2 separate regions of the Homo sapiens genome follow, and region 2 is linked to region 1. A link is an interaction called in ENCODE POLR2A ChIA-PET data of the cell type or tissue named here. Cell type or tissue: OCI-LY7. All regions are shown on one strand. Links, peaks and the distances in the headings refer to the core of each region. The heading gives the core; the rest is flanking DNA.

Region 1 (12,758 bases), core at 2,213-10,212:
CCACCTACCAGGTTCAAGCCATTCTCCTGCCTCAGCCTCCCGAGTAGCTGGCACTACAGGCGCGTGCCACCACACTCAGCTAATTTTTCATACTTTTAGTAAAGACAGGGTTTCACCATGTTAGCCAGGCTGGTCTCGATCTCCTGACCTCGTGATCTGCCCACCTCGACCTCCCAAAGTGCTGGGATTACAGGCGTGAGCCACTGCACCCGGCGAGTATCTGTTTTGAATTCCTTGGGATCTATACCTAGAAGTGGAATTGCTGGGTCATATGGTAACTCTGTGTTTAACTTTTTGAGGAACTGCCAGACTGTTTTCCACAGCAACTGAACTATTTTACATTCCCACCAGCAATGTATGAGGGTTCCGATTTCTCTACATCCTCGCCAACACTTGTTATTTTCCCTTTTTTAAAAAATTATAGGGCTGGGTGCTGTGGCTCATGCCTGTAATCCCAGCACTTTGGGAGGCCTGGGTGGGCGGATCATCTGAGGTCAGGAGTTTGAGACCACCCTGGCCAACATGATGAAACCCCGTCTCTACTAAAAAAATACAAAAATTAGCTGGGCATGGTGGCTTGTGCCTGTAATCCTAGTTACTCAGGAGGCTGAGGCAGGAGAATCGCTTGAACCCAGGAGGTGGAGGTTGCAGTGAGCCGAGATCGCGCCACTGCATTCCAGCCTGGGCAACAAGAGTGAAACTCTGTCTCAAAAAAATATATATATACACACACACATATATATACATATATATACACACATATATATATACATATATATACATATATATACACACATATATATACATATATATACACATATATATATACATATATATATATATATACACATAGAGAGAGAGAGAGAGAGAGAGAGACAGAGAGAGAGAGAGAGAGAGAGCTGTCCTAGTGGGTATGAAGTGGTACTTCATTGTAGTTTTGATTTGCATTTCCCTAATGAATACTGATATTGAGCATCTTTTTTTTTTTTTTTTTTTTTTTGTGAGATGGAGTCTCACCCTGTCACCCAGGCTGGAGTGCAGTGGTGCGATCTCCACCTCCTCGGTTCACGCCATTCTCCTGCCTCAGCCTCCCGAGTAGCTGGGACTACAGGCGCCCGCCACCATCATGCCCGGCTAATTTTTTGTATTTTTAGTAGAGATGGGGTTTCACTGTGTTAGCCAGGATGGTCTCAATCTCTTGACCTCGTGATCCGCCCGCCTCGGCATCCCAAAGTGCTGGGATTACAGGCATGAGCCACTGCACCCGGCCTTATTGAGCATCTTTTCATGTCTTTTTGGGCTATTTTTATATCTTCTTTGGAGGAATATCTATTCAAGTCATTTGTCCGTTTCTTCCCCCTTGCCAATTTTTTAATTAGAATGTTTGTCTTTTTGTCTTGGGCGAGTTTCTTAGCCCCTCTACTGAGGAGCCCATTTCTTCATTGTCTAATGGGGATGCTATTGTCTGAAGTGTTATTGCAAAGGTGTTGTGCGGTAATGTCCATTCAGGGCCTAGCACACAGTGGGAGTGGGAAGCATAAGCTGACTTGGAATTCGGCTCTGGTCTAGGGGATCAACTATCCCGGGTTTCCCAGGATGGTCCCGGCTTTAGTTCTGAGAGTCTGGCATCCTGGAAATTCCTAAGTTCTATGTAAACTGGGGCAGTTGCTCACCCTCCTCAGGTCCCAGATGAGGTAGACCGTGCGTATCCTTGCTGGGCCTTAACTCTAAACCTGTTTCCTCATCTGTAAGGTGGGACTGATCATTTCTCATAGGGTTGTTCTAAAAATCAGATGCACTGATTGCTTGAGAAAGTTAACTAGAAAGATCCCTCCCAGATCTTACCTGAAAGTACAAAAATAGGATTGTAGTCACAAAAGAGGATTTCCTGGCCTTGAAGCTTCAGGTGTTATCTTTCATATTCTTAATACTCTTCAAGGTGTGGGAAGGGACCGGCAGCACTGGCAGTGCCTGGGAGCTCGTGGGAAATGTGGAATGTCGGAGTCCTCAGACCTGCAGAATCAGAATCCGATTCCCAGGTACAGTAGGTCCTCCAATGACATCGTTGTGGTCACCGTTGTTTTGTTGTAGTGTTGATGAGAAAAAAATAAATGGATTCCCAGCTGGGGGCACCACTGATGTGGAGTTTGCATGTTCTCTTCACGTCTCCGGGTACTCTGGTTTCCTCCCACATATCAAAGATGTGCACTTTAGGTTCACTAGAGTGTCTAAGTTGTCCCAGGATGAGTGAGCGTGAATATGTGTGAGTGCGCCCTGTGATAGAATGGGCTCTGAGTCAGTTCCCGCCTTGTTCCCTGAGCCGCTGGGATAGGTTCCAGCCACCAGAGACCCTGAACTGGAATAATTGTGTAAATAATTATTCTAACTTGTTTTTATGAGTCTTTTTTAAATGTATGTATTACATAACTCACATTTATGTCTGTTTAATATTAGAAGTGTTTTGGTCTTTATTTAGTAGTTTGACTTTATTTAGAAGCAACTGGAAATATGCCCTAGGAACTTAACTCTTGCTTATATCAATTACTTTATGGTAAAATTGGTTTCATTATACGTTGCTTTGCTTACAGTCAAAGTTTCCAAGAACCCATCAACAATGTTGAGTGAGGCCTTACTGTAATTCACATGCACACTCTTTTTTGTTTGTATGTTGGTTTTTTTTTGTTTGTTTGAGACGGAGTTTCACTCTTGTCACCCAGGCTGGAGTGCAGTGGTGCGATCTTGGCTCATTGCAACCTCCACCTCCTGGGTTCAAGCGATTCTCCTGCCTCAGCCTCCCAAGTAGCTAGGATTACAGGCATGCGCCACCACATCCGGCTAATTTTTATAGTTTTATTAGAGACAGGGTTTCACTATGTTGGCCAGGCTGGTCTCGAACTCCTGACCTCAGATGATCCGCCTGCCTCAGCCTCCCAAAGTGCTGGGATTACAGGTGTGAGCCACCGCGCCCGGCCCATGTGCACTCATGTTTGAGAAGCATTGCTTTATACCAAAGGCTACGAAGCAGAGGAAGTCATCCAAGATATGGAAAATGTATCAACAAGTTCATCACAGTAGTATTTATAAAAGCATCAAAATTGGAAGCTACCTAAATGCTCAATAAAAGAGAAATAGTGAAGAAAATTGTGAGTTTTCTCCTGAGTGGACTGTCATGCAGCTGTTACAAATGATGTTTGGAAATACCTTGTTTACCATCAAAAGCTGCTTTTGATATCATGAAATGTGACAGAAGCGGTCCATGAAACTGCATGATCAGCAGAACTGTGACTGTGAAATTAACATACATATAAAAAAACACTAGAAGAAAATAGGCCAGCATGGGACCAGATGAGGGATGGGGAAGGCCTGTTTTTGTTTTTGTCTGTCCTTGTCCTAATTCTCTGTGGCTATATGGTCTATATTTACCCTATCACAATCCCTCAAAAAGCCCACATTTGGGTCATTGCCAGGATAGGATGATTTTTCCATTTCCATGAACTGTTAGGGGTATTAAGAAATGCTTAATACCCCCAATGCCAGTCCATATCCTCTGTACAAGCCTAATCCAAAGCCCTGTTTCCAGGGCTTTCTTAGGTCAGCCTCACTCACTCTGACATCTCTCTACCCCAGACCCTCAGCGAGGCAGAGCTCTTTGTCCAGCCTGGATCTCCCCTTGCAGGGTTATACCAGGGGACATACTTCCTGCATTTCTGTGATGACAAATGTTCTGTGTGGGTTTATTTCAACCTGAGGTTTGGCTATGTCCAGAGGGCAGCTGGGGGTTATTGTATGGATACATGAGGTGAGAGAAAATAATAACAGGGGACATTAAAAGGAATTGCGCTTCAGGCCTGTAATCCCAGCACTCTGGGAGGCGGAGGGAGGGAGGATTGCTTGAGCCCAGGAGTTTGAGACCAGCCTGGCTGATAGGGTGAGACCCTGGCTCTATAAAAATTACAAAAAAAGTTAGCTGGGCGTAGTGGCCTGTGCCTGTAGTCCCAGTTACTCAAGAGGCTGAGGTGGGAGGATCACTTGAGCCCGGGAGGTGGAGGTTGCAGTAAGCTGAGGTGGCACCACTGCACTCCAGCCTGGGTAACAGAGTGAGACTGTCTCTAAATAAATAAATAAGCCCTTCCTGAGTGCCAGCCTCATTGTATGGCTTTATGTTTAATCCACACAACTACCTGATGAGGCAGGCATGTCTCTCTTTAGCTATCTGGAACAGAGAGGTGAAGTTGCCTATTCAGGATCACACAGCCAGTAAGTGGCAAAACCAGGACAAGAACCCAGGTCTTTGCCTTCAGAGCCTAAGCTCTTTCTCACAATTTAACTTAATTTAATTAAAAACTTTTTTGAGATAGGGTCTTGCTCTGTTGCCCAGGCTGGAACACAGTGGCGTGAACATAGTTCACTGCAGCCTTGACCTCCTGGGCTCCAGTGATCCTCCTACCTCAGCCTCCCTAGTAGCTGGGACTACAGATGTGCTCCACCACACCCAGCTAGTTTTGTCTTTCTTTGTAGAGATGGAGGCTCCCTATGTTGCCCAGGCTGGTCTTGAACTCCTGGCCTCAAGTGACCCTCCCTCCTTTGCCTCTCATAGTATTGGGATTACAGGCGTGAGCCACAGTGCCCAGGCAGTCTGAGCTCTTACCCACCGTCTCTTCAGGGACAAAAATGAGTGACGTGTTGATGCAGAAGGTACTTCTGGACCAGGACCTCTGAAACTGTGCTTTGCAAAAAATCCCCTTGGAAGTGCTTCCAAAGGCAGATGCCGATTCAGCAGGCTTGGGGTTGGGCCCAATAATCTGAATTTCTAACGGGCTCCCAGTGATGCTGATGTTGCGGCCCAGGGGTGCTCTTGGAAAAGCAGGATCTAGAATGCATTTCTGTTGGCCTTGTAAGGCTTCCTGGTATATGTGCCCTGCGATCGAAGGGCAGGGACTGGGATGTCCCCCTCCCCACAGTAATCCCATCCACGCCTCCTGGGTTGGACCCAGCTGCCTCAGCACCATCCTGACCAGCCTGGCCAGCCAAGCCTCTCTAGCAGCCCTGCAGGACGTCCTTGGTTGCTTGCCCCAGCATTTCCTCCTGCCAGTTGGCTGGCAGGTGATGGGCCGACTGTGACAGCTTAGCCAGAGTTCCTGTCCAGAAATGTCTTGAGCTCAGCCAAGGTAAATGCTGCCCCGCTGTCAGAAATGAAGTGCCTGTCGGGCCTCTGGGCATGACTAATTGAGGCGGAAGAAATACTGTAACTGCTGACGTTTCAGATGGAGCTGGGGGTTGCTTTGAGGAGGCAGCCTCCACAATCAAGCCCTTTCCTGGAAAGGCCCAAACAAATCAGGGTAATAGCTCCCACTTCTCAAATACCTCCTGTGGGCCAGGCACTGGGCTAAGAGCTTTGTGTTGATATGTTTTGTCTAATCCTTTCAAGAAACCCCTTTCAAGAACCTTGCAAGAGGCCAGGCGCGGTGGCTCATGCCTGTAATCCCAGCACTTTGGGAGGCCGAGGCGGGTGGATCACCTAAGGTCAGGAGTTCGAGACCAGCCTGGCCAACATGGTGAAACCCCGTCTCTACTAAAATTACAAAAATTAGCTGGTGTGGTGGCTCACATCTGTAATCCCAGCTACTTGGGAGGCTGAGGCAGTAGAATCACTTGAATCCAGGAGGTGGAGTTTGCAGTGAGCTGAGATGCGGCTATTGCACTCCAGCCTGGGCAACAGGAGTGAAACTCCGTCTCAAAAAAAGAGGAACCTTGCAAGAAAGGTCACTGATGAGGGAACTGACCCTCAGAGAAGAGAGGAATGCTGGACACCAACCATTACATAATGGAGCCCATTTTGGAACTTGGGTCTGTCTTACTCCACAGACAATATGTTTGATCCTAGAGCAATGGTTTTCGAATTGTGCTCCATGGAACCCCGAGGGTCTGAGGAGCGCTTCACGGGCTGCTGTGGGAGTGAGGGTGGCAGAAAAGGAAGTAGCACAGCAAGCTAGGCTCCAACCCTTCTCTGTCCTTCTCCCAATGTGGCTTTACTTTGATGTGATTTGTGTATTGAGCTTCTATGAAAGATTTGTTGGAAGAAATGATTTCAGGACCAAAAATGTTTGAAATCCATATCACACTGCCTCCCAAAACAAATGTGGATTATTGATCAGGGCTTCTTGCACACATTTCAAGGAAACATCATTCCATTTGGTGGACTTGCCAAGCGGCGTGGCTCGTGTAACCCTCACTGAGCTCCTTTGTAATGTCAAGTCATCCTGGTCAGAGCTTCTACAATGGGCTGTGAATTGTGTGAATTCCTTGGGAAGGTTCACTGCCAGGCAAGGTCTCCGCATCCTTTTTAAGAGGCACATCAATATGGATTATAGTGACCATACCCTGGGATAGACTGGCCTGGTGTTGGGGGCCTAGGTTCCTGCTATCTTGCGGCTCTGCCTTCTAAAACATGTGCTTTCCATTTTGTAGCTCAAGATGGCTATTTCAGCTCCCACCATCACATCTGCATCCCAGCCAGGCAGAGAGAGGGCACCCCAGTCTTTTTTTTTTTTTTTTTTTTTTTTTTGAGACAGAGTCTCGCTCTGTCACCCAGGCTGGAGTGCAGTGGTGCGATTTGGCTGAAGTGATTCTCCTGCCTCAGCCTCCTGAGTAGCTGGGATTACAGGTGTGCCTCACCACGCCTGGCTAATTTTTAAATATTTTTAGTAGAGACGGGGTTTCAACATGTTGGCCCGGCTGGTCTCAAACTCCTGACTTCAAGTGATCCGCCTACCTCGGCCTCCCAAAGTGCTGGGATTTCAGGCGTGAGTCACTGCACCCAGTCCCCCCCCCCTTTTTTTTTTTTTTTTTGACAGAGTCTTGAACTGTCAACCAGGCTAGAATGCAGTGGCGTGATCTCAGCTCACGACAACCTCCACCTCCTGGGTTCAAGTGATTCTCCTGTGTCAACCTCCCGAGCAGCTGGGATTACAGGCGCCCACCACCACACATAGATAATTTTTGTATTTTTAGTAGAGATGGGGTTTCGCCATGTTGGCCAGGCTGGTCTCGAACTCCTGGCCTCAAGTGATCTGCCGGCCTCAGCCTCCCAAAGGGGTGAGCCTCCGGACCCGGTCACCCATTCTTATTACGGGCAATCTTTCTGCTCATCTTCCATTGGCCAGACATAGTCATGTAGCCATACCTAGCCATAAGGAGGGCTGGGAAATATGGTTTAACTGTGTGACTGTGTGCCTAGCTATAACTGGGAGCCTCTGCAACTCAAGGAAGAAGGAGAGAGTGGTTATTGGGAGGCAGTTATTAGTCTTTGCCATGGGTGGGGTTCCTCCATCAAAACTGCCCATGTGGGTGGCAGCGTGATAAGGGGCCTATGGTGGCAGTTGGGAAGTATCCCCAAAGTTGGTGAATTTCAAGCCATGGGACTCTTTTTCCCAATGGCCAGCCAAGAAGCTAGCAGTGATTGACTTTAGAGAAGAAGAATCACAGTGGTGTTGGCAGAGAAATCAAACTAGGAGGTTTATTCTGAGCCTCTATGAGCGATTGCAGCCTGGAGAAAACACAAACCCAAGAAGCCTTGAGTAAGTGATCCTGAGACAGGTGACAACTCTGCTTTATACATTTTAGGGAAGCAGAAGTTACCGGCAAAGTCATAAATTAATATATGGAGTTTATATGTTGCTTTGGCCCAAAAAAGGTGAGCTATCTTGAAGTGAGAGCTCACAGGTCATAGGTGGGTTCAGAGATTCTTTAATTTGCAATTGGTTAAAGGAGTAAGGCTTTGTTCAAAAACCTGGAGTCAGTAGAGGCCAAGTGCAGTGGCTCATGCCTGTAATCCCAGCACTTTGGGAGGCCGAGGTGAGAGGATCGCTTGAGTCCAGGAGTTTGAGACCAGACTGGGCAACATGGTGAAACCTTGACTCTACAAAAAATTTAAAAATTAGCTGGGTGTTTGGCCAGGTGCAGTGGCTCATGCCTGTAATCCCAACCCTGTCTCTACTAAAAATACAAAATTATACAAAATTAGCTGCGCGTGATGGCGCATGCCTGTAATCCCAGATACTTGGGAGGCTGAGGCAGGACAATCACTTGAACCCGGGAGGTTGCAGGGAGCCGAGATTGTGCTATTGCACTCCACCCTGGGCAACAGGAGCAAAACTCTGTCTCAAAAAAAAAAAAAAAAAAAAAATTAGCTGGGTGTGGTGGCATATGCCTGTGATCCCAGCTACTCAAGAGGCTGAGGCGGAAGGATCACTTGAGCCCTGGAGGTCGAGGACTGAGGCTGCAGTGAGCCATGATCAGGCAAGAGAGTGAGACCCTGTCTCAAAAAAAAAAAAAAAACCTAAAATAAATAAAAATAGAAAACTTGGAGTCAGTGGAAAAGAATGTTTAAGATAAAGAAGTTTGCTAATCATCATGTGATCTGCCAATCATATCATGCCATGTATCGTATGATCTGCCAGAGTCACATCATCTCATGCCTTATCTGATATGTCATGTGATATGTCAGAGCAAGACTCAATATGCTGGGTCAGGCCAGGCGCAGTGGCTCACACCTGTAATCCCAGCACTTTGGGAGCCCGAGGAGGGTGGATCACCTGAGGTCGGTCTCTACTAAAAATACAAAATTTAGCCGGGCGTGGTGGCGGGTGCCTGTAATCCCAGCTACTTGGGAGGCTGAGGCAGGAGAGTCGCTTGAACCTGGGAGGCAGAGGTTGCCGTGAGCCGAGGTGGTGCCATTGCACTCCAGCCTGTGTTACATGAGCGAAACTCCATCTCAAAAAACAAAACAAAAAAGCGCTGGGTCAGAGTGGCCTGCAGGGGTGCGTGATTTAACCCGTGCCTGTCATGGCCTTAGGTCCTCTTTATAATTTGATATCATATTGCCACAGAGTCCATTCTGTCTGTCTTCTGATCTCTATTTTAATATTAATGCTGGTAGTTGTGTCTAAACTGCAAAAGGGAGGGGTTACAATGAGGTGTGTCTGGTCTCCCATCCCATTATGGCTGGGAACTCAGCTTTTCTGGGGTCTCATTGGCCAAGAGGGGGTCCATTCAGTTGGTTGGGGGACTTAGGATTTTATTTTTAGTTTACAGTGGCTGATGTGTTGCCAGGGAAAAGTTCTCCCAGAAATTTAGTTTCTCAGTTCTCTCTTCTCATTCATATTCTTTTTAAAAATGAAGTTAAAAAAAAATTTTTTTTGAGACAGGGTCTCACTCTGTCGCCCAGGCTGGGGTGCAGTGGTGCGATCTTGGCTCACTGCAGCTTCAACTTCCCAGGCTCAAACGATTCTCCTGCCTCAGACTCTGAATAGCTCGGACTATGGGAGCACGCCATCACCCCTGGCCAGTTTTGGTATTTTTTGTAGAGATGGTGGTTTCAACATGTTGCCCAGGCTGGTCTCGAACTCGTGAGCTCAAGTGATCCACCCACCTGGGTCTCCCAAAGTACCAGCATTACAGGCCTGAGCCTCCACGCCCGATCTAATTTAATTTTTTAATTGACAAATAATTGTACATATTCATGGGGTACATAGTAATGTTTCAATACATATAATGTATAGTGATCAGATCAGGGTAATTTGCACATTCATAATCTCAAACACGTACCCTTGCTTTGTGGTGGGCTCATTCACACTCTTGCTGTCTGTACCAGTGAAGGACTGCCTGGGCTCACCCTGGAGGTTTTTCCTCTGATCACCTCATAAGCAAGGCTATTCTATTTAAGGTCCTTTTGGTTCTGAGGAGCTATTTGAGCTGTCCCACAGAGAAGGATTATCGTGAGGGTGCAGAAGACGATCATGGGAGACCCAAGGGCTGGACATGAAGGACAGCCAGACCTCAAGGAAGCTGGAAAGCTGTTGGGAACCAGGTCCCCTCCCCCAGTTCTTGCCTCCTTTTCATTAATTCATCATATGTTTATTGAAGCCAAATGTATATAAGGTCTGCCTTTCCTTTCTGTGGATCAGAAGTCTTCTGCAGACAGCTCAGGATGGTTTCGGTTCCTTTTTTTCTTTTTTTCTCACAGACTCTGTTCATCTTGAATGGTTTCAGTTCCTAAGTCTCCAAGATCTTTCAACTCAGCTCTCTTGCTGCCAGCTTCTCAGTTTCCCAATTTCACCCTCCCGGGTGGTGATCTGATTGGCTCAGGCTGCACAAGCTGTAGATTGTAGGCTTCCAATAGATGAGCTGCTTTTGAATCATGTGATTACCTATGTCCAATCAGTCTGAGGAAGCACAGGGTCATGTAGGAGACTGTGATGGGTGTAGTCAACTCAGCAGGGCCTACGGGTCTGGGGGCAAACGTCATTGGGATGGGGATGGAGCATCCTAAAACATGTCTGGTACAAGGATATTATTTAAAATATAATGTCACACCTGAAATTTTAGTTAGCAGGGCTCCATACAACATTGATGTTTCAGGAGCATCAGAAATTGTAGACTAGGCGGACATGGTGGCTCATGCTTGTAATCCCAGCACTTTGGGAGACCAAGGTGGGTGGATCACCTGAGGTCAGGAGTTCAAGAACAGCCTGGCCAACATGGTAAAACCCCTGTCTCTATTAAAAATACAAAATTAGCTGGGTGTGGTGGTATGCACCTGTAATCCCAGAGACTCTGGAGGGTGAGGCAGGAGAATCGCTTGATCCCAGGAAGCAGAGGTTGCAGTAGCCCAGATCTCACCATTGCACTCCAGCCTGGGCGACAAGAACGAAACTCCATCTCAAAAAAGAAGAAAAGAAAAGAGAGAGAGACAGACAGACAGAGAGAGAAAGAAAGAAAGAGAAAGGAAGGAAGAGATTGAGAGGAAGGAAGGAAGAGATTGAGAGAGAGAGAGGAAGGAAGGAAGGAAGGAAGGAAGGGAGGGAGGGAGGGAGGGAGGGAAGGAATTCTAGACTAAAAGGACTGGCTCTAGAACGCCGCGGGTAGGTGGCAATAGCTTTCATTGCATCACTGATGCTCAGCCCTGAGGAACCTGGGTAAACTCTGGCCTCATAAAGAACTGGATGGAGACAATCAATACAGGCAATGGAGCAGCCCTGCCCCAGCTGAAGTCTCTTCTTTTTCATTCCACAAGGCCTGAGTGGTTGGCAGAACTGTTGCACCTCCCTGGGCATGTGGACAGATTGGAGGATGCTGGCCAATCAAACCCTTTACTCAGCTCTGCTTCCAGAAAGTAAAAGGCATGTCTCTTGGTTTTGTTTTGTGACAATGTCTTGCTCTGTTGCCCAGGCTGGAATGCAGTGGCATGATCATGGCTTACTGCAGCTTTGATCCCTTGGGATCAGGCAATCCTCCTGCCCCAGCCTCACAAGTAGCTGGGACTACAGGTGCATGCCACCATGCCCAGCTAATTTTTGCATTTTTTTTTTTGTAGACTTGGGGGGAGGGTCTCACTATGTTGCCCAAGCTGGTCTTGAACTCCTGGATTCAAGCGATGTTTCTGCCTCAGCCTCCCAAAGTGCTTCTTGTCTTTTGAGAGTACTGGTTCATTGGTTGGATTCAGATGGCAAGTGGACATTGCGGTTGACTTTTCAACATATATTTTACCTTACAGCCTTGTACAATAGGAATGGGATCTTGGGTTCCATGATAATCCTACCCCCCAGCTGGTGTTTGGTTTAGGTGGAAGCTGTTTAGCATCTAGGGCTTCCTAGTCCAGAGGTGGCAGGGGACCCAGGTTGACCCTGCCATCTTGAAGCACACGTGTTCATTCAGTGGTCGGGGAGAGGTGTGCTGTGCCTGTCTTGCTTCCATGAGCCAGGGCTAGTTGCCACTGTCTGCCATCCCGTCACTACAAGATGCCTAGCCTTACAATGAAGCCCACACTGAAAGTGGCAGAGAAGAAAGACTGAAAGAGCTTGGTCTTGGTCATTGAGCCACATTCCCCGTCAACCCTGATGTCAGGCCTTTGCTCACCCAGCTTCCATTCCCCATTCCTAGCGGAGCCATGATCCCCAGTTCCTGGGGGAAGTAGACTGGTTTAACCAATCTGGCACGCCCTGGCCCTTGTAATAATCGGGGGCCACATCAGACTGAAGGGAAGATCTTGTGTTCCACTCTTGGTGCGAGGTTTCTCCTTTTGAACCCGACAAGGAAGCATGCTGCCTCAGTGGCTATAGGCAGCCCTCTTTGGACCAGGAGGCAGTCACACTTAGGACAATGTCCTGATGACACGAGGATCATCCATGTTCCATGCCTGCTGCCAGGCTCTCAGACGCTTGGTCTAACACATGTCCTCCGTGTTGAAGCTGGGTTTCTCTTCCTTGCCCCCGAAGGTATCTGCCTTGTTGGCTTTACTTCCTCAGAGAAGAAATTGAGGAATCCAGAGACACCTTCCTGTGTCCAGGATGTCCCAGGTTTGGGAATGCTGTCTGTGGGCTTGGATTCCCAGAGGAGGCAGCTGGTTCCTCCACAAGTGGCTTTTGTGTCACCTGCCACTGGAGATGGGGGAGGATGCTGTCCTTGTCAGAGCCACACTGCACATTCTCAGCACAGTCTTGACACCATTGGCTGCAGAATCCTTGTGATTCAGCTCATTTGGCAAGCAGATGCTGAACACCCACCAGATGCCAGGTGCCAACCCCTGCGCTAGGGAGGTGCTGGGGGCGGAGATGAATGTGCCACCATCCCTGAGCTCCAGCCTCCAGACAGTGGTCCTTCTGATTGAGAGTTTAACCAATGACTGGTAGGTAGCCTAAGTCACCTTCCCGGAGAGCTGTTGCTTAAAGATCTCAGAGACAGTGGATAGAGGAAAGGTC
Region 2 (12,758 bases), core at 1,776-9,775, 100 kb after region 1:
ACTGGGCTGGTAGACACTTCACATTAGAAGCAAGGGCCAGGTGTCTACTCCCTGAGAACCAAAATTCCACCAGATACAATGAACAAAGTTTCAGAGAGAGAGAACATTTGAACATTTTATTGCAGAAACTGGCACACATACTCTATAGACAATACAACTTCCTTCCAGGCAAACTAGAGCCATAAGGCTTTTGGTCTAAGAGGTTTTGAAGGTGTGCAAGGGATACCTTCGAGTATGAGGGAGAGGTAAACAACCCACACATTCAGTTTGGTTCTTAAAGGTTGTTACTCAGACTTGACAGTTGATGACCAAGGAAGTAATACTTTCACTAGCAGGGCTGCCCAGGTTGGAAAGCTGAGAGCAATCAGGGCCGTCTCTTACAAGCAAATAAAGGTCTGTGGTAACTTAATTAGGATCTCTCAGTCTCTAAGCCTTCAGCACTGTGAAGCAGGAGCAACTCTGTTCAGGGACTCTTTGTTAATCATCAGGTTTCCTTTAGGCACAGCCTATAACATTTGTGCCACTGTAGAAGTGAATGGGGAATACAAACAATGCCATTCAATAGCATGACCACTTCCAAGGTTCACAGCAAAGCCGCTGATTATTGTATAAGAATCATACTTACGGCCTGCGCGGCAGCTCACGCCTGTAATACCAGCACTTTGGGAGGCTGAGGCGGCAGGATCACCTGAGGTCAGGAGTTCGAGACCAGCCTGACCAACATGGTGAAACCCCGTCTCTACTAAAAATACCAAAAATTAGCCAGGTGTGGTGGTGCATGCCTGTAATCCCAGATGCTCAGGAGGCTGAGACAGGAGAATCGCTGTAACCCGGGAGGCAAAGGTTGCAGTGAGCCAAGATCACACCACTGCACTCCCGCCTGAGCAAGAAGAGTGAAACTCCATCTCAAAAAAAAAAAAAAAGAAAAGAAAAGAAAGAAAAGGAAAGAAAAAGAGAAAAAGGTTTGGTTGGCTGGACATGGTGGCCCATGCCTGTAATCCCAGCACTTTGGGAGGCTGAGGCAGGTGGAGGCCAGGAGTTCAAGAACAGCCTGGCCAACATGGTGAAACCCCATCTCTACTAAAAATAGCCGGGTGTGGTGGCACAAATAGTGGAGAAAATTATGGATACCACCCTCCAAGTGATTGAGATTATTAATTCTAGGTAGCAGGCCAATTCAGACATATCCACTTATCCTCAATGGCAGGAGGCCTCTCATATCTCCTCACTACAACCCAGTTCAATATTTCTGTCTAAAGTCTAGGATTTCAATGTTGAAAGGAGAATAGGGTTGGTGAAAGAAAATCTACAAGGTTTGCCCTGATGATCCCTTTTGACCATCCATTGAAACCAAAGTAGCAATTTGTCAGTTCTTGGCATCGGGAACTGTTTAGGGCAATGGCCTGACATTGAACTGCCTTATGTCTGGTGCCGAGACGAAACTACAGTCACAAGAGATAGACCCATAAATATCACAACCTGCCAGAGATTTTATTTTGCATACACCTGACATTTATCAATACCAAGTGTGCAAAGAAAAGAAATTGTTTCAGTCTTCCCATTCAGTAGCTCCTGCTTGAGTATGTGACCTGAAGAACAGGTAAAAAGAACCCAACACCCATCCCCCTCCCCAAGTGACTAACCCGTGTTAAATGAAGAAATACACGTACCTCTATGAATTTTACAAGCAACTAAAACAACTAGAGGTTCATCTGCATTTATAAGCTTATTTGGGAATGCAAGTATCTACTGAGTGTTAATTCTTGAAATAATTTACACATTCCTGTGGATTTCTTACATCATCAATTCTTTTTGTTTTGTTTTGTTTTTTGAGACAGAGTCTCGCTCTGTCACCAGGCTGGAGTGCAGTGGCGCCATCCTGGCTCACTGCAACCTCCACGTCCCGGGATCAAGCGATTCTCCTGCCTCAGCCTCCCAAGTAGCTGCAACTATAGGTGTGCAAATCAATAAAGAATTAACTTTACTGTTAATTCTTATTAATTTCTAATACAAATAGATTTGACTTCATTTGTATCATTTGAATTTCATGAATATAATCATATACTACACTTAAAAAATAGACATATAAGAAAGAATTGGTGATGTAAGGCTGGGCACGGTGGCTCACACCTGTAATCCCAGCACTTTGGGAGGCCGAGGCGGGCGGATCACGAGGTCAAGAGATCGAGACTATCCTGGCTAACACGGTGAAACCCCGTCTCTACTAAAAATACAAAAAAAAAAAAATTAGCCGGGTGTGGTGGCGGGCACCTGTAGTCCCAGCTACTCAGGAGGCTGAGGCGGGAGAATGGCGTGAACCCAGAAGGCGAAGCTTGCAGTGAGCCAAGATTGCGCCACTGCACTCCAGCCTGGGCAACAGAGCGAGACTCTATAAAAAAAAAAATTAAATTACTTTCTCCAACTGAAGAGAAGGAGAAATGCATGTTGGGAAGGAGAAATGAAGACTAATTTTCGAATGTTGAGTGCTACCGGGAAGACTGGCCGGTATCATGAGTCACGGTGGAGTCTTTCTGGACAACCAGGATGCTTCAGAAGGACTCGGAGCTGCTGGGTGGTACAGACATTTGTCACCTTGGATAACCTTGCCACAGTTCTTGCTGGCAACAATTTCCCTTCATTTCACTGAAAAAAAAAAAAACAAAAACAAAAACAAAACCCTCTCAGGTGCCTTAGGCCTTTCCTTGATTTTATTTTAAAACATTATTCTCTTTTCTGTATTTATAAAAGGCAAAAAACACAGAAACTAGGTGTATGTGCTAAAGTAGAAAAGAACACTTAAACTAGATAACAGTGGGGGTCGAGTAGTAACCCCAGGCTCTAAGTTCAGTAAATAAATAAATCTAATATGAATTACATTTCTCCTCTCACCTGTCTGTTGAGTTGTAGAACATTTCCTTCATTGCTGCATCAGTGATGGGCTTTATGCTGTGAAATTCTCAAAACCTAAATCTTATGAAATGGTCTCAATGTCCAAAGAGCACTAAAAACTCATTACTTACAAAATGATACCAAGTAACTGTTTCATTTTTTTTTTTTTGAGATGGAATCTCGCTCTGTTGCCCAGGCTGGAGTACAGTGGCACGATCTTAGCTCACTGCAACCTCTGCCTCCCAGGTTCAAGTAATTCTCCTGCCTTAGCCTCCTGAGTAGCTGGGATTACAGCACGCACCACCACGCCTGGCTAATTTTTGTATTTTTAGTAGAGACGAGGTTTCACCATGTTGCTCAGGCTGGTCTCGAACTCCTGACCTCATGATCCACCCACCTCGGCCTCCCAAAGTGCTGGGAATACAGGCATGAGCCACTGCACCCAACCCGTTTCATAATCTTTACCGTACCTTTATATTTGAATGGCTATGTGAAATGGTCACAGGTTAGAAACATCATAGTCCAAAAGTTAAATAATACCTCGCAGGTAATTGTTTCAGTTACAGGAAGTGGAACCAGGACTGAAGAGGATTTTTATGGGTTCAGAATGGGAGAGTGTGTGCTGACTGGTTTGTGAGTATGCCAAAAAGGCTGAAAAAAAAAGGCACCACTTAAAGATGGGCACAGCGTAAAAAAACAGGGAAGAGTAGGCATATGTAAAATAGGTTAAAGGCAGGGATCGATCAGAGGAAAGCGTGCCAAACAGAAAGAGAGGTTCTCAATCTGTCCACGGATTTATCCAAGACTTGTAGCTTGGCTTTCAGCCTTTAAACTGTCTGGTTTGGAGGTCAGCTTTCATTGGGGACCCACCCCTGTCTGCCTAGGATCTGTCTGCCTCCTGCCGCTATCAATACCTTAACTTTAAAATATTGCCTAAAAAATGCTGACAATCATCTGAGCCTCTGGCAAGTCATGATCTTTTTGCTGGTGGAGGGTCTTGCCTCAATGTCATGCCTGCTGACTGATTAGGGTAGTGGTTGCTGAAGGGTTGGGTGGTCATAACAATTTCTTACAATAAGACAACAGTTATGTTTGTCACATTGATTGACTCTTCCTTTCACAAAAGATTTCTCTGTACCATGCACTGCTGTTTGATAGCATTTTACCCCCAGTAAAACTTCTTTCAAAATTGGAGTTGATCCTCTCAAACTCTGCTGCTGCTTATTAACTAAGCTTATGGAATATTGTAAATTCTTTGTTGCCATTTCAACAATGTTCATAGTATCTTCACCAGGAGTAGATTCCATCTCAAGAAACCACTTTCCTTGCTCATCCATAAGAAGCAACTCCTGGCCTGACGCGGTGGCTCACGCCTGTAATCCCAACACTTTGGGAGGCTGAGGCAGGCAGATCACCTGAGGTCAGAAGTTCGAGACCAGCCTGGCCAACATGGTGAAACCCCATCTCTACTAAAAATACAAAAATTAGCTGAGCATGGTGGCAAGTGCCTGTAATCCCAGCTAATCGGGAGGCTGAGGCAGGAGAACCGCTTGAACCCGGGAGGCAGAAGTTGCAGTGAGCCGAGATCACACCACTGCACTCCAGCCTGGGGCACAAGAGCCAGACTTCATCTCAAAAAAAAAAAAAAAAAAAAGGAGCAACTCCTCATCCATTCAAGTGTTATCATGAGATGGCAGCAATTCAGTTTCATCTTCAGGCTCCACTTCTAATTCTGGTTATCTTGCTATTTCCACAACATCTGCAGTTACTCTCCACTGAAGTCTGAACTCCTCAAAGTCATCCATAAGCATTGGAATCAACTTCTTCTAAATTGTTGTTGTTGTTTTTGAGATGGAGTCTTGCTCTGTCACCGAGGCTGGAGTGCAATGGCGTGATCTCAGCTCACTGCAACCTCTGCCTCCTGGGTTCAAGCAATTCTCCTGCCACGGCCTCCCAAGTAGTTGGGATTACAGGCACTCACCACCACGCCCAGCTAATTTTTGTATTTTTAGTAGAGACGGGGTTTCACCATGTTAGCCAGGATGGTCTTGATTTCCTGACCTCGTGATCTGCCTGCCTCGGCCTCCCAAAGTGCTGGGATTACAGGCGTGAGCCACCGCGCCCACCCAAGAGGAAGCACCATCTATGTCAGCAATAGCCTTACAGAATGAACTTCTGAAATAATAAGATTTGAAAGTGGAAATTACACCTTGATCCATGGGCTGTAGAACAGATGTTGTGTTAGCAGGCATGAAAACAACATTGATCTCCTTGTACATTTCCGTCAGAGCTCTTGGATGACCAAGTGCATTGTCAATGAGCAGTAATATTTTTTAAAGAATCTTTTTTTCTAAGCAGTAGGTCTCAACAGTAAACTTAAAATATTTGCTAAGCCATGCTATAAATATGTGCTGACATCCAGGCTTTGTTGTTCCATTTATAGAACACAGGCAGAGTAAATTTAGCATGATTATTAAGGGCCCTAGGATTTCTAGAAAGGTAAAAGACTATAAAGTCACCAGCTGCATTTGCCCCTATCAAGAGGGTCAGCCTATCCCTTGAAGCCAGGCATTGACTTCTCTCTAGTTATGAAAGTCCTAGCTGGCATCTTCTTCCAATAGAAGGTTGTTTCATCCACATTGAAAATCTGTTGTTGAGCGTAGCCACCTTCATCAGTGATCTGAGCTAGATCTCTCGACAACTTGCTGCAGCTTCTCCATCAGCACTTGCTGCTTCACCTTACACCTTTATGTTACAGAGACAGCTTCATTCCTTCAGCCAACCTCTGCGAGCTTCAAACTTTTCTTCTGAAGCTTCATCACCCCTCTCAGCCTTCATAGAATTCAAGAGAGTTGTGACCTTGCTCTGGATTAACTCTTCATCCAAATTAACTCTTCATCCTCAGCACCCAAATATATGACTCATAGGCAGTTCCACTGCATAAACAAACAACACAAAATGAGGAAATGGGGAGCAAAGTGCCAGACACTGCAAGTGTTTCTGGAATAAATTCCTTCCTGGCCTGGTCTTTGCAATCCAGATTGTCAGTTTCTGGGGAAAATAACTTTCTGTCATATAAACATCGGAGGAGCAAGGAGCGTAGGAGGCCTGGGACCATGGCTCAGGGTGGATTAGAATCAAGCACCAAAAAGCTTAAAGGAATTTCCGCTTTCCTTTGTTTATGGTGATTTACCAAAAGGCCTTTTGAGGAAGTAGTTCTGCCTTTGAGACCTTAGAGAAGCAGACAAGCTCCTGCAGGTTTCCTTCAAGCTTTCTCTCAGTTCTCCTCCTTGGGTCTGATTATTAAAAGACATAACCACCTCTGTGGTTTCTGTTACTTCCATCTTGGTTTCTTCTTTTCAAGCAACTGTGTGGATTTGACACCCAGCAATTACAAGAACCTGGATGAATGCAGGTCTCTTGCACCAGTTGTATTTCCTGCACTCTAGTAAAACAAAGCTCCTCGTCAGTCTGGCATAGCTGATACTCCCACTCCCGCCTCCACCCCTGCTCATCATAAAAGGATCCCTTGGATAGGACTTTACAGCTTTCAAGGCACTTTCACACGTTCAAGTCTTAAAGGCAGGGCAAGCAGAGCGCATGCAGAGATGGGGCCGTCCCGGCACCCGCTGCGGTCTCTCCCCCTGCCCAAGCCCAAGCATGATGCTGAGCTCAGTGCAAGTTTAATGATACTTTAGATTGATGGATCCCCTTAGTTTTCTAAACACTTTCTCAGAATATCTCATCTGATCATCATATTAAAATACAAAAAATTAGGCTGGCCGTGGTAGCTCACGCCTGAAATCCCAGCACTTTGGGAGGCTGAGGTGGGTGTATCACCTGAGGTCAGGAGTTCGAGAGCAGTCTGGCCAACATGGTGAAACCCCGTCTCTAGTAAAAATTAAAAAAAATTTAGCCGGGTGTGTTGGTGGGTGCCTGTAATCCCAGCTACTCGGGAGGCTGAGGCAGGAGAATCGCTTGAACCCTGGAGGCAGAGGTTGCAGTGAGCCGAGATCACGCCATTGCACTCCAGCTTGGGCAACAAGAGTGAAATTCCGTCTCGGAAAAAAAATAATAATAATAAATACAAAAAATGAGCTGGGCATGGTGGTACAAAAGTAATGCAGTTTTGCTATTGCTTTTAATGGCAAAAACCACAATTACTTTTGCACCATCCTACTAGTTCTTTGAGGTTGGCAAGGGGGGAATTCGCATCCCATTTCAGGGATGAAGGAAACTGAATCTCAGAGCCCTGAATGATTTTCCAAGGCCCCCCTGCAATGTAACCCTTCTGAGAAGATCTCATCAGAACTTCAACTCTGCCCACCACCAATAAGAGAACAATAAGAGCTAACATTTACTGAATGGCTCGCCTGGTGCAGGCGGTGCTTAGCGCCTCATATGTGCTCCACATCAGCAGGTAGAAAGGAAGTGGTTATCTTTAACCATTGTTGGATTCCCAAGGATGTCAGTCCAAACACGCTTCTTGGGCACTTATCCTGGGCCCAGGAAAGCAGTTCTGAAAATACAGAAAACAAGAACTAGTCGCACTTACAGTGCTTACTGTGGAGTCAGTGAGGCAAGATGAAATCACAAGAGGCTGGCGCAGTGGCTCACGCCTGTAATCCCAGCCCTTTGGGAGACCGAGGTGGGTGGATCACCTGAGGTCAGGAGTTCAAGACCAGCCGGACCAACATGGTGAAACCCCATCTCTACTAAAAATACAAAAATTAGCTAGGCATGGTTGTGGGCCCCTGTAATCCCAGCTACTTGGGAGGCTGAGGCACAAGAATCACTTGAACCCAGGCAGCAGAGGTTGCAGTGAGCCGAGATCACACCAGTGCACTCCAGCCTGGGCAACAGAGTGACACTCTGTCTCAAATAAAAAAAAAAAGAAAAGAAAAGAAAAAAAGAAATCACATGAAAGCAATGAGCCACGTGAACCTAATCCATGGGTAAGCAGGATGTGGTGTCATGATGTAGATTAGGTAATATCCACGGTTCCCAGCTCAAACTCTCTCTAACCATGTTTTTCCTCTACTCTCACACCACAACAATCAACACAGAAGGCTTCTGTGACCATGTGTGTGGAGGTTTGCCTCCACACACCAAGGACTGGACACCAGCTGGGTGTCCTCTAATTCTGTTCTGACACTATCTACATGGAGATAGTGTCAGATCCCACAGGCTGGGGGCTCAGTGTCCAAGACTGCCCCACTCCCACACCAGTCGCAAGTCCAGGCCTCCAGAACTTCTGGCCAACAGGCTTCAAGTTAGGCTTCCCATGACCCCTCTTTGGGTTCAATTAATTTGCTGAATCAGTTCACAGAACTCAGGGAGACACTTACATGTACTGGTTTATTAGAAGGATATTACAAAGGATACAGATGAAGATGATACAGAAGGGCTGGGCTCCCAACTAAACCCCACCCTTAAGCCTGGAACCATGGCCCTAGGTGAAAACAGCTGAACCCATTCTTCCACCCAAACGTTGCCTTTTTTGGCCTGCCCCGCCCCTATCCTGTTCCCATAAAAGACTTCAGCTGGCACAGCAACACAAGTGGCTGAGGGTCAGGATACAAGCATGTGAGCTGTGACCAGAGAAGCAACTGAGCATCGGAGACTACGGATAGATGCAGCTAACTTCAGATGGTGCAGCTTCTGAGAGGGGCCCAGCTGGAGACGGCCAGGCTTCAGGGAAAGATCACCTTCCCATCCCTTTTCCAGCCTCCCTTTCCACTGAGAGTCACTCACCACTCAATAAAGTCTTCCGCATTCATCACTTCTTTTTTTTTGAGACGGAGTCTCACTCTGTCTCTCAGGCTGGAGTGCAATGGCACGACATCGGCTCACTGCAACCTCCGCGTCCCGGGTTCAAGTGATTCTTGTGCCTCAGCCTCCAGAGTAGCTAGGACTACAGGCACGCGCCACCACACCTGGCTAATTTTTGTATTTTTAGTAGAGGCGAGGTTTCACCATGTTGGCCAGGCTGGTCTCAAACTCCTAACCTCAAGCGATCTGCCCACCTCAGCCTCCCAAAGTGCTAGGATTACAGGCGTGAGCCACTGCGCCCGGCCATTCATCACATTTCAAACAGTTCATGTGAGCTTATTCTTCCTGGATGCTGGACAAGAATCTGGGTGCCGAGAGGGCAGGGGCTCCCACTCTGACCCTCCACTGAGCTAGTTGGCACTCGACCAGCCCTGGACAGCAGAACTGAAAGAGCATTGGTTGTAACATGCTTGGACGCTGTGCGGGGCCCACACAGAACCTGATGCAGCCAGAGAGGAGCGAATGGCCGGTTCCAGCATTTGTCCCCTCGGGTTCCCACACTTATTCACTCACACTTTCCCTCCCATGAGGAGTGGTCAGTGACAGGCTGAGTGCAACAAGCCACTCCAGTTCCCACTCGCGAAGGGGGTTGAGGGAAGTATCCCATCTAAGAGACATGTAGGGTGAGGTGTGGGGGAAGGGGTACGGAGCTTCCACGCGCCCCCTGGGCCCATCACCCTCCAGGAAGCTCCAGTGTTCAGCTATCCAGAAGCTCACTGGGCCCTGTCCTCTTGGGGCTTGTTTTGTTTTGTTTTTGAGACAAGGTCTTGCTCTGTCACCCAGGCTTCAGTGTAGTGACGCAATCTCGGCTCACTGCAACTTCCACCTCCCAGGCTCAAGCAATCCTCCCACCTCAGCCTCCTGAGTGGCTGGGACTACAGGAGTGCACCACCAGGCCCAGTTACTTTTTTGTATTTTTAGTAGAAATGGAATTTTGCCACTTTGCCCAGGCTGGTCCCAAACTCCTGGCCTCAAGCAGTCCTCCTGCCTTGGCCTCCCAAAATGCTGAGATTAGAGGCGTGAGCCACCAAGCCTGGCCTCTTGGGTTTTTATGGAAGCTTCACGATGTCAGCATTCCTTCCCCCAGGGTGTGGTCTTCAGACTCATAGTCATGAAATCAGGGGAACATTCAGGTGAAAGGAGGGCAGGAGAAGGTCAGAGGCCTGCCCCTGAGGCCTAACATACCCAATGTTCTAACAAGACTGTAAGAAGGGCTCTGGGAGTTATCAGCCAGGAACAGCCCAACGAGTTCACCTTGCCTGCTGCCTAGACCGAGCCCGTTAGTCAAGACGGGAACTGCAATAGAGACAGTAATTCACACAGAGCCAGCTGTGTGGGAGACCAGAGTTTTATTATTTCTCAAATCAGTCTCCCTGAGCATTCAGGGATCAGAGTTTTCAAGGATAATTTGGTGGGTGGAGGGGCCAGTGAGTCGGAAGTGCTGACTCATTGGGTCGAAGATGAAATCATAGGGAGTTAAAGCTGTCCTCTTCCAGAGTCAGTTCCTGAGTGGGTCCACAAGATCACATGAGCCAGTTTATTGATCTGGGTGATGCCAGCTGATCCATCAAGTGCAGAATCTGTAAAATATCTGATCTTACTTCTTACAATAGTGATGTTGTCCCCAGGAGCAATTTGGGGAGGGTTAGAATCTTGTAGCCTCCAGCTGCCTGGCTCCTAAACCATAATTTCTAATCTTTCGGCTAATTTGTTAGTCCTACAAAGGCAGTCTGGTCCCCAGGCAAGAAGGGGGTTTGTTTAGGGGAATGAGCTGTTATCATCTTTGTTTCAAAGTAAAACTATAAATTTAAGCTCCTCCCAAATTTAGTTTGGCCTACTCCTAGGAATGAACAAAGACAGCTTGGAGGTTAGAAGCAAGATGGAGTTGGTTAGGTCAGATTGCTTTCACTGTCTCAGTTATAATTTTGCAATGGCAGTTTCAGAACCATAGATGAAAACCAATATATATCATAACACCACACAGACTACACTGTCAGAGTTACAGTAAATCAAAGGAGAGCGAAGATAGAAGATTTAGTGCTGCACTGTTCAATATGGCAGCTGCTAGCTATATGTGACCATTGAGCACCTAACACATGGCCAGTCTAAACTGAGATGTGCTGTAAGTGCAAAAAACACAACAGAGTTTTAAAACTTGGCACAAAAATAAGATTATAAACATATCTCGTTAATAATTTTTATATTGATTACATGTTTTGAGGACGTTGGGTTAAGTAAATTATTAAAATTAATTTGGTGGGGCACAGTGGCTCACACCTGTGATCCCAGCACTTTGGGAGGCTGAGGCAGGTGGATCACCTGAGGTCAGGAGTTCAAGACCAGCCTGGCCAACATGGTGAAACTCCGTATCTACTAAAAATACAAGAAATTAGCCAGTTGGGGTGGCTCATGCCTGTAGTCCCAGCTACTCAGAAGGCTCAGGCAGGAGAATCGCTTGAACCCGGGAGGTGGAGGTTGCAGTAAGTCGAGATTGCACCACTGCACTCTAGCCTGGGTGACAGAGCGAGACTCTGCCTCAAAAAATAATAATAATAATTTCACTTGTTTATTGTTTGTTACTGTTTTAGTGTGGCTACAAGAAAATTTTTAATTACATCTGAGACTTACCTCATACTTCTAGGAGTCAGGGCTGTTTTCAAATAATGATCAATGACCTTTTTTTTTTTTTTTTTTTTGAGACAGGGTCTCACTCTGTCACCCAGGCTGGAATACAGTGGTGCGATCTTGGCTCACGGCAACCTCCACCTTCCAGGTTCAAGCAATTCTCCTGCCTCAGCCTCCCGAGTAGCTGAGATTACAGGCACGTACCACCAGGCCTGGCTAATTTTTGTATTTTGTAGTAGAGGTGAGGTTTCACCATGCTGACCAGGCTGATCTTGAATTCCTAACCTCAACTGATCTGCCCGCCTCGGCCTCCCAAAGTTCTGGGATTACAGGCATGAGCCCCCGCACCCGGCCTATCAACATGTTTTAGATGCTTAACTAAACGCTAAGCGTGTTATGTGTGTTTCATTATTTAATATTTATGTAATCTTCACAATTTCATTATTATTTCATTTTACAGGTGAGGAAGCCATGGTTTAAAGCAGAGATCACCAACTGCTGGACCACAGACCTGCACGAGTTCACGGCCTGTTAGGAACCGAGCCACACAGCAGGAGGTGAGTGGCAGCCAAGGGAGCATTACTGCCTGAGCTCCGCCTCCTGTCAGATCAGTGGCAGCATTGGATTCTCATAGGAGCACAAACCCTATTGTGAACTGTGCATGCCAGGGATCCAGGTTGCACACTCCTTATGAGAATCTAATGCCTGATGATCTAAGGTGGAACAGTTTCATCCCAAAGCCATACACGGCAATCCAGTTCTTGGAAGAACTGTCTTCCACAAAATCAGTTCCTGGTGCTAAAAAGGTTGGGGACCACTGGTTTAAAGGACTTAGGCACATAGCTATTAAAAAGGATAAGTGAAATAAGCCAGGAAAGACAAACTTTACATGTTCCCACTTATTTGTGGGATCTAAAAATTTTAAAACAATTGAACTCATGGAGATAAAAAGTAGCCTGAGGGTTACCAGAGGCTGGGAAGGGCAGTCAGGGGTGGGTGGGAAGTGAGGATGAAGCAGGAAATGTCCCCAACCCCTTCACCGGTGGGAACCGGAGTGCATGGGCACTAGAACTAGCCGGCCGCTAGGGTGCCGGTGCTGGCAAGGACAGACTCCACTCACTCAGTCCTGCTTTGTCCCCCGCCTTGCAGGAGGGGAAGCACAGGTGAGTGAGTGCAGCAGTCGGGGCGAGCGCTTTTGGGTGCCAGGAGAAGCAAAACTCTGAGCAGTCCTGCGGTAGCCTCTAGGGAGATGCCCATGACCCCTGAAGCCCCAGAAAGAGTTACAGTCAGCGCTCTTTTAGCTTAGCCATCCACGGACAGCTTAAGTGTTAACAGCTCAGTGGGGGGTCAGTGTCTTTTGTACTCGCACCTGAGTTCTTGTCTGGCATCCAGGAGGAATGAGGTCACACAAA

Evidence for each region. ChIA-PET counts read pairs that join two places held together with the same protein. Peaks named below come from ENCODE experiments on the same cell type or tissue, not always from the same donor. Only the 100,000 strongest peaks of a DNase experiment are listed, where the experiment ranks them.
Region 2: POLR2A ChIA-PET joins it to region 1 with 6 read pairs; 2 of 35 experiments call an interaction of 5 or more read pairs at or near these places.

Annotation. Positions count from the first base shown.
Region 1 is chr17:39,116,186-39,128,943 of GRCh38, reverse strand. All of the region lies in intron 2 of PLXDC1 (plexin domain containing 1), which reads left to right. Among named protein-coding and RNA genes, the nearest start is that of PLXDC1, 29 kb to the left of the region's middle. RefSeq lists an enhancer at 9,709-9,758. In OCI-LY7, for the core only: no CTCF peak of the experiment used is centred there; a DNase peak (open chromatin) is centred at 10,053; H3K4me3 peaks cover 429 bases; H3K27ac peaks cover 497 bases.
Region 2 is chr17:39,012,078-39,024,835 of GRCh38, reverse strand. LOC105371767 (a long non-coding RNA gene) reads left to right here. Exons shown (of 3, transcript NR_188621.1): 2 at 11,807-11,903. Among named protein-coding and RNA genes, the nearest start is that of LINC02079, 8.7 kb to the left of the region's middle. RefSeq lists enhancers at 11,987-12,524, 12,525-12,758. In OCI-LY7, for the core only: no CTCF peak of the experiment used is centred there; a DNase peak (open chromatin) is centred at 6,125.